Linked DNA regions of Homo sapiens: region 1 is linked to region 2. A link is a contact called in ENCODE Hi-C or POLR2A ChIA-PET data. All regions are on one chromosome and are shown on one strand. Each heading gives the region's core, a stretch centred on a gene start or an enhancer-like site at or near the end of the contact. The rest is flanking DNA. Distances are from core to core; before and after follow the strand shown.

The links. A loop is a pair of places that touch in the nucleus more often than their neighbours do. ChIA-PET counts read pairs that join two places held with the same protein, here RNA polymerase II (POLR2A).
Region 1: a loop to region 2 is called in a map of Caco-2, with 4 times the contacts of the local background. The contact joins two enhancer-like sites. A Hi-C loop is called at or near these places in 1 of 168 maps with a recorded cell type or tissue (Caco-2). POLR2A ChIA-PET finds 5 or more read pairs at or near these places in 4 of 52 experiments (AG04450, IMR-90, PC-9 and 1 more).

The regions. Positions count from the first base shown.
Region 1 is chr3:30,718,332-30,722,967 of GRCh38, forward strand. No RefSeq gene overlaps it. Among named protein-coding and RNA genes, the nearest start is that of TGFBR2, 110 kb to the left of the region's middle. Within about 2 kb of position 2,885, at least 2 of the 41 ENCODE cell types and tissues checked have a DNase peak (open chromatin) inside an H3K27ac peak, as active enhancers do.
Region 2 is chr3:30,663,375-30,668,153 of GRCh38, forward strand. The region is part of intron 3 of TGFBR2 (transforming growth factor beta receptor 2); the gene reads left to right. Among named protein-coding and RNA genes, the nearest start is that of TGFBR2, 59 kb to the left of the region's middle. Within about 2 kb of position 1,762, at least 7 of the 41 ENCODE cell types and tissues checked have a DNase peak (open chromatin) inside an H3K27ac peak, as active enhancers do.

The sequences.
Region 1 (4,636 bases), core at 1,635-4,134, 56 kb after region 2:
TCTCTTTTTGGAAGTTACTTGCTCATCCAAATTCATTCACCACTTGCCTACTTAACTAAGCTTCCTTCCAAATTTCTCTGGTAATGACAATCCTTTTTTCCACTTACCCATAGTCAAAGACTTGCATCAATATTCCACAAATGCCCTTACTCATAATAGTGCACCCTTACTATTGGTCCTTTAGAATAGTGTGATCCACACACATCACGTATATTAAACTGCTGACCTGTGAAGGGGAAGCTTAAACACTGGCTGTAGTGTTCAGGTCAATGACCTTGGTACCAATTTGATCTCTTTCGGAAGTTATGTATTTGTAGCTCTACCAGGCTCTGTTAACTCTTGCTTTACTCTCCATCTTTGGAAATTGGATTTTATTGTTTAGGCTTGGCCTATGCAGCATTCAATCTACTCTTTTCCCAAGATGTAAAGTATAGTGGTGGTCACTGCATTTCAGTTAAAAATCTTATACTTCCTTTTTGGCTTTGGAGAACCCAGACCTGCTGCCAACACTTGACAAACATCCTGACCAAGTCAGCCCCATCCCTAAAAGTACCATGCCTTCAACCTATAATCCAGTCCCTGATCTGTAACTACATACATACACCATAGGCCAGGAGAAGAGCTGTTGTGTGAAACCTATATCTATTAAGATGTTTCCATGATCTTAAAACTCAGACCAATAGAGATTGGAAACACTATGCTAGAGCATAAATATGCAGGATTAATCACGTGACTGTTATTTCACTGATTTAGCTAGCTATAGTAGGGGTGGAACAGGCCTGGGTGCCACACAATTAGTTTATTCATAATCTCTAGGATCTGTTCTTCACCCTTGTTTGTTCACATTAGGAGAAGAGATGCAGAAATTCTCACCTATACCTTATTCAGCTACAACTACATATGGATATCCTGAGCTTGCAGAGAGTAAAGATTTTTAACATTTCCTCACAATTTGCATACCAGATTAGGGCGATATGCAAACCAGCAAGTCACTATAACATGAATGTAAAAGCCCCCCAGAAGCCATTCAGGTTGGATTGCATAGCTCTGCCCTCAAAGATGTGAGAATACCAAAACTGATTCACAGGCTCCAGACAACGGACAGTAAAACACTGATTTGGGGATATTCGTCCCAGAATGAGAAAATTCTCTCCTATAGATCCAAATTAGAGGCCTTAGAGGGGTTTTTGAACACTTGATCTAGTCATTCAACTAAAAATTCAACCCACATGTTAACTTAGATATGAGATGAAAGACATATTTTTCTATTTAGCATGGGTTCTTAAATGCGTCCCAAGAGAGGGGAGTTGAGATAATGACATTTGCTCAAGCATCCATTGCTCATCCTTTTCTGTACCCAGCCCATCAGCAGAAAGGAACCACACCTGCAGAGAGAACAGCTGTGTTTCCATTACGGTTTAACAATCTTCTCATCCCTTCATTTCCGGCAGAGCATGACTTACCCAGAGAAACTTCAAAGCTTTCAAATAACAGAATAAAAATTGTTTAGGACTCACCATCCACATGAACCATAGTTTGAACTATTTGTGTACTACATTGTTATCAGTTAGAATTTCAAATTCCAGAATATTTCAAATGTGAGTCTATATGGTGTCAGTGAGGTGTTAACCGACCCATCTATGATTTGCGAAGTCTTAAGATGGATGAACTCTTGTCATACTCTATCGTGAGGAAATATTTACAACTCAAAATCATGCTTAAGAAGAAAAATTTTCTGAGATAAGTCAAGTCTAGCCAGGTGCAGTGGCTCACGCCTGTAATCTCAGCACTTTGGGAGGACAAGGCAGGTGGATCACAAGGTCAGGAGATCGAGACCATCCTGGCTAACACGGTGAAACCCCATCTCTACTAAAAATACAAAAAAATTAGCCGGGTGTGGTGGCGGGTGCCTGTAGTCCTAGCTACATGGGAGGCTGAGGCAGGAGAATGGTGTGAACCTGGGAGGCGGAGCTTGCAGTGAGCCAATATTGCGCCACTGCACCTCAGCCTGGGTGACAGATAAGTCAAGTCTAAATTTATTTTTAAGAAGAAACTTTTCTCTTTTCCTGTAGGGGCACATTTACTAACCAGAACACATTATGTCTCAATTTGTAGCATGTGTTTTAAAATTAGAGGTGACTTTAGCACTTTCTCTAAGGCAATTGGTTAGTTGTTTTACATTTATGATATGCCGCTCAAATTAAAAAGTCATCTCCAAATACAAAAGCACCCATCTGCCAATCTTCCTTACTTCCCTAATTATATATTGAGCAATTAATTACCATGTGTCAAGCCCTCTATAAATATTATAGTTTAATTTTTTAAAATGCACAGAGATATGTAATTACAAATAGTCACACCTATATTTTAGGGAAAGTACAGCAGCTTATATTGGTGCGATGCCATTTGCGTGGGTAGAGGGTAGGCAGAGAAGCCATCCTTAAAGAACTGAGAATCAAGCTGAGATCTGAACTGTAAGCACAAATTTAGTTAGGCGTAGAGAGAGAAGAAGGAAATCGCACTTGAGGCAAAGGGAGTACATGCAACATCCAAAGGTTTTGACATTCAGGGGAAAGAAGAGGGGAGGCTGAAAGAAGACTGAATTTTCTGGACCCCAGCATGAGAAAGGCACCAAAACATAAAGCTGAAACTTCATGGAACCTGGAGGCATGCAGAGCTTTGGCAGCCACTTGCAGAATTAGATCCTTATGAGAATTCAAATCACTTCCTTCCATATAGCTTAACTATCAGGAATGAGAATGAGGATCACTTACACCAACAAGATTTAACTGTTTATTCTTAACTGGAGATTCTTGCTCAGAAAGTTAAGGCTGTAAGTCAATGAATAACTTTATTGTTTACTTTAGGAAATTCCTGCTAACCGATTTATCCAAACAAACACTTGACTCATCTCTCCCATCAGGACAAAAGAATGTTCACCTGCAGAAACAGCTTGCTTATCAAACAGCAGTTTATTTGTCAAGACTCACATCAAGACTTTCACTTTGCTGTGCTCACCAGTCCTAAACAATTACATGATAAATTGTATTCCAGTCAGTTTGTCTTCTAAGCTACTCGTGTTCAAGACCAAAGCCTATAAACATCCTCCTCTTCCCCCTTTCTGGGACACCACTAAAACTCATTCAAGGCCATAGGATAAATAGACTTAGGTTTTTTTCACTAACAAGTTTTCTGGTAGTCTTTGGCAGAGTTGGTAGTTGTCAATCCTGGGAGCAAACAAAAAGCGATTGAGGATTTTTAAGAAAAGTGGAAGATAGGACCAGCATTTTAATTTGGTTGCAGTTTGGTGAGCAGATTGGACAAAGCACAGAATCAATGTACAGATGTGGCAGTAAGGAGGCTATTGCTATAGTCCAGGAGAAACGTGACAGAAGCTTGGAATTTGAACATGACAATTGAGATAGGATAAATGGATGGATTAGAGATGTGTTTTGAAGGTAGATCCAACAAGCCCTGCTAATAGTGGAGGACAGGGGGAGTTAGAGGTGTTAAGCATTAATTTATGAATTTTTGGTTTGCCGAACTAGATAGAAAATGGTGCCACTTATTGAGATGGAAAACATAGAAAAGGAGCAGGTTTGGAGAGGAATGTGAGGTTGGGGGTAGGAAATCATGAGTCAGTTTTGGACATGCTGAGTTTGAGTTGTCTTTGAGATACTCAAGTGGCAATGTCAAGTAAGCATTTGGACGTGTGGTCATGGAGATCAGAAAAGGTCTGAGAAACAAAGCAATGGCCAAATACTCAGAAAATAATTATTTCATCTCCACTGTGTTTCCCGTTTAAATTTCGTAGTATATGCACTCAAAGGGCCCTTTATACTGCTATCCTCCAACTTCAGTGGCAAAAAGCAGAAAGGAAAATTCTTGTATTCAGGCTTGAGAAAGATGGCAGGGTGGTATGATGTAATTATTGCCTTCTAAGAGCAACTTGGTTCTTAATGGCCTTTTCTTTCCATATAGCTATACTAACAAGAAGTTAAGAGCCTGGGCTCTGGGGTGAAGCGGACTTAGATTTGACTCTTGAATCTATAACTTACTAGATCGATAATCTTAAGAGATTTTCTTAAACTGAGCCTCAGGTTCCTCAATTATAAGTTGAGGATAATAATAACTACCACCTCATAGGGTATTATGAGAAGCAAATAAGTCCATGTAGTGTGGCTGGCATAGTACTTGGTGTGTAGTATGGACTCAATAAATGTTAGTTTTTGCTATAATTATCCTTGGATTCCGGCATTAGAGGATTCTCAAGCTTATAGAATTTTGGCCATAAGAAATGCCATGCCTGCAAAATTAGAGAGTTAAGGAAACAGAAAACTTATACTATTTTCTAATGTACTTCATGCCCACACCCAAACTCACCGCCAACCCCATGGAACTATAAGGGTCTAAGTATCCAGTGCTTCATTTGACTAATCTCATGCCCGTTGAGAAGAAGTGGAAAACAGAATGAAGACTGAGAGCTCTCATTTTTCTTCCCTTGTGACTTACATTTAACCTGGGGTTGTTTTTGTATCACTAGATGAGTTTTCCCTGAAAAGCTAGTCAAGAGTCCCTTTATTGCACTGTTGCTACTGAACTGTGGTCCCTAAAGCCAAGAGATTCATGAAAAGGG
Region 2 (4,779 bases), core at 512-3,011:
TTCATGACATTGACTTTGATTTGAATAGGTCAGACCATTTCATGTACTTTATAAAGGCACTTTGTAGATTTGTCTGATGATTTGATTAATTCAGATTAAACATTTTTTAAAGATTCTGGTGTTTTTATTGTAGGAAGTTTTTTTAAAACAGTAATTCTGCAAAAAAGCAAGGTTTGCCATTTGTATTCAGTCATATTAGTAGCAAGACGACTACAGATGCATACTTGGATGATAAAACAAGTTTAAAAGCTCAAGAAAATGATAACTATAAAAGCCAGGAATAGTGATTACTTTTTAGAGGAAGGGAGGGATCTCCGATTGAGTTGGGGAACATGAACAGACTTCTGGGGTGGCCAGCAAAATTATATTTTCTGACCTGACCAGTGGTTACAAGAGTGTTGATCTTATAGTAATTCACTAAGCCAGACACTTGTTTTATGCACTTTTCTGTATCTGTGTTTTATTTTGGAATGAATTCTTTTTCACAAGAGAGAAATCAGAGTAATTTCTCTAGTTTTGAGGGCCATACTGTGCTCTTGGGCCAAGTATATTATTTTAAATACCCTTAGGAGAAAGGAAAGAGGAAGAGAGGGCTAACTTTTTTGGGGGGGGGAGTTGGGGGGGCAGGGGGAGATGTTCTCGTTCTGTTGCCCAGGCTAAAATGCAGTGGCACCATTATAGCTCACTGCAGTCTTGAACTTCTGGGCTCGTGATCCTCCTGCCTCAGCCTTTTAAGTAGCTCAGATTACATGCCCACACCACCACATCCAGCTAATTTTTTTTTTTTTTTATACAGACAGGGTCTCAATATATTGCCCAGGCTGGTGTCAAACTCCTGGGCTCAAGTGATCCTCCCACCTCAGCCTCACGAAGTGCTGGGATTACAGGTGTGAGGCACCATATCTTCCCCCCATTTTTTTTTAATCATCTGAGTGGCTTCAAAGCTTTTGTTCTTTCCATACCACCAAGCTATCTCCTTAACAATGAACTGTGAGATCCATTTAATAATTCTGAAAATTTCCAGTCACTTCTGTCACTCATAGAGGCCAGACTTAGTTGCAAATAAGGAGCCATTTGCAAATGTCAGAGTCTTGTTACATAAATATTTTTTTAAAGACAAATGTCAAATTCTTTTTTTTTCTGTCTTCCAAAGATAAATGTTAGTATGCCATAAAAAAAAATACAAACTGGCAGAAAACCTCAAGGGGAAATCCTGTGGTATACTTTCCTTTGGAGTGATTGAAAAGTAAACAATTTGTCTTATAACTTGAGTATGCATGTGCGCACACACATGCACACGCGCGTGCGCGCACACACACGTTGCTCTCAGCCTCTTTTATGTCCTTTGTTATGCCGACACCAGTTCCTAAAAGGAACTTAAAACTGAACCTCCCTAATCCACTATTTTAAATAAAAGTCACTTGGTTAAAAAAATAAAAGCATTAAATTAAGGCCAACTTGGTAAATAAAATCCTATGTGGATCAGTTAATGTGTCTTGATAAAAAGCAAATCAACATAGCTGAATTTGGGAGATAGGCTCCTACTTTAATATTTGAAGTAGTTTGGCAATTCCTCCACTCGGTAAAGGAGTTTAGGGTGAACATTTAGTGGGATACTAATTTATCCGAGCAATAGAAAGGGACGTGGATGACAGTTTTTCGCACACCTTGGTGTATTAGTGCACTAATGAGCCTCAGATGCCAAGAGAGATTCTTGTGAAGTTGGCAGTGAAGCTCTAGCCGCAAGGATGTTCACATGCCAGCATGTTCACCTAAAGCGAGAGTATATATGCAACTGGCTGAGATCCAAAGAAGGAAACTGTGCTAAAGAGAGATAGCTGAGGGGAAGGAAGAACTTCCTGTCTCAAGTCATGTTAATTATAACATTAAAAGGACAGCATTCATTTATTGAGTACTTACTAGGAACAACTTTTACTTAACAAGAATACTTATTTACTAAGTAGACAAAAATGTTGTAGAAGCAACCAAGGTTCAGTATCCTCCTCTGTAAAACGGGGGTAAGAGAATCTAACTCATACATAGGGTTATTGGAGAAATAAAGTAGATCATGTTTACAAAATAAATTGTCCGGTGCCTAACCCAACAAAGCACATCGTATATGAGTTATCTTTCTTATTGTTACAAGATTTCAAAGGAGGGCTTCTCCTCAAATTCTACACTGCGGAGCTCCCTTCCCACTCCACAGAAGCTCCGACAGCATCCACAGTTGTCCATGTGCAGCACAACAAATCAAGCCAGGCAGATCTCCCATTGGCACTAGTTACCAACTTCCTAGAGAAACCCATCAATCTCAAAATTCCTGCTCTAGCAAGTCCTGGAAAAGAGACTAGAGCCCAAATGCCTTCACTCTGCCAAGGGAGCTTCCCTTTTTGTGTGTCTGTGCCATGGACTTCTTGAAGTAGGGAAGCCTGTGGACCCCTTCTCACTGTGATGTTTTTTAAATGCATAAAATAGAACATGGAGTATTTCAAAGAAAACCAATTACATTGAAATACAATGACCAAATATTTTAAAAATGAATTTGTGTTATAGTAATATATGTTTCTATAATAATGCTTTAAATAACAATAGCAGCAGATCTAAACAATTGAAATGTCTAAATGGTGAGCGTAAGTCACATGCTGAGACGTCTGCAACAACAAACTCATAGGTACAGCTGATACTAGGAAATATTAATTTTTAATTAAAGGTTAGAGAAAATAAAAAAAGATGCAATTTTTGCCCATTCAAATTCACAGACCCACTGAACTCTATTTATGGAACCCAGGCTAAAAATGTTTACTATTATAGCCTCATTTTTTTATGGGCCTTGGATAAATTCCACCCTTATTTTTAATGCCCTTCAGAGCTATATCTGGTTCAATGTTATTACTATTCATGGAAGGTCCCAATAGTGCAACAATTATGTTTTGAGCTCTGCTAAGATCTAGGCCATGAGAATAGGCTCTGAGAAAAGAAAAAGATTTGGGGGTTCTCCTTCACATAAAACTTTTTATTTCCTGGCAGGAAAAAGATGCATATTTACAGAGACACTACTAAACTGTGGTTCTTAGTTCAGAACAAAGGAATATAATCCCCATACCCAAAATATACTCCTTTAGACACATTATACAAGAATTGCCAATGTCAGTCGGTGGATGGCTGTAAAATCACTTAGTCCAGGCTACACTAAAGAAAAACACTTTATCAAATTGGGAGCTTATATAAAGTCATTCTTCCCCTCCCCCGCAACCCCTACCCCCCCATCCCCGCCCGCACAAACACAGGGTCTTGCTCTGTTACCCAGGCTGGAATGCAGTGGCAGGATCATAGTGTGCTGCCGCCTTGAACTCCTGCCTCAAGTAAAGTAATCCTCCTGCCTCAGCCACCGTAATAGCTGGGACTACAGGAAGCACCACAGTGTCTGGCTAATTTTTTTTTTTTTTAAGTTTGTGTAGAGACAGTCTCACTATGTTGCCCAGGCTAGTCTCAAACTCCTAGGCTCAAGTGATTCTCCCGCCAAAGTGCTAGGATTTCAGGTGTGAGCCACCACACCCAGCCTAAGGTCATTGCCATTCTTAGTTGGCTCTCACCAATATGAAGTTTAGAGATCAGGTATGGGGTTGAGATCAGAAGTCTCTCCAATCAGGCAATGCTCATTGTAAATACCAGCTTTGCTGTTGCCTAAATTTATCATCTGGGAAAATTACTTAAACTGTCTGATCTTTAGCTTCCCTATCTGTAAAATGGGGTTTATAATAATAGCAGTTTCTACCTCATAGGGTTTTTCTATCAATTAAATTTAAATATTCTATAAAATCCTTAGCACACAGCCAGGAACTTAGTAAGTGTTCAGTTTATGAGTTTCTCTGTAACTGGCGGCTGATGAAAAGAAGCATTTCCTGTTGGTCTTCGACTAAAGGAGATGCTGGCTTGTACCTACACCAACAGCTGTTGGGTTTTCTAGTAGCAACCCAAGGGTTAATACTGCCAGAGGGTGTGGGTGGCTCCTGTTTAGATAAAGCCACATCCCAAAGCTTCCTTCCAGCCCTGGTTGCTATTGTTAGAGTTTTTCACCACCTCTTTGAAGTTTCAAGATTGACAGATGTTATTCAAGAATTCCTCCCCCTCAAATTTTTTAAGTGTAAGTCTTCTAAAGAAATAACAGGAAATTTTAGGAGAAAGTAAAACTTTGGTTTCTGACATTGAACTGGGGATTTCTAGAATCTTCTTCAGTCAGTGCCACACATAAACTTAAGGGGATTTCTGTTTTTGTGTTTCCTTTAGGCTAAAAAGGAATTGAAATTAGCAAATACGACTGTTTTTATAGATATTTAGGAATTGTAAAATAAAATTATCCATGATGAATCAACATTTCATCTGGACGTTTTAGTGAATTAAGGACAAAGCTAAGTAATTATGCAGTTAATATTTAAATTTTTTCAAATTGTATTTCTCATATGTGAAAAAAAATTGACTACATATTCACATTTGGCCAAAGTGAAGTCTCTCCAGATTCTGCCAATGAGGTTATTAAAATAACACCTCTAGAACAGGGGTCAGCAAAGTTTTTCTGTGAAGGGCCAGATAGTAAATATTTTAGGCTTTCTGGGCCAGATAAGATCTCTGTTGCATGAACCTCTTAGTTTTATTGTTTTTTAAACAACTCTTTAAAAATGGGGATGGAAATCATTCTTAGGTCATAGGACTATACAAAAGCAGGCCATGGACTTCTGAGCCATAGTTTGTCAAACCTTGCTGTAAAATATAAAAAATTTG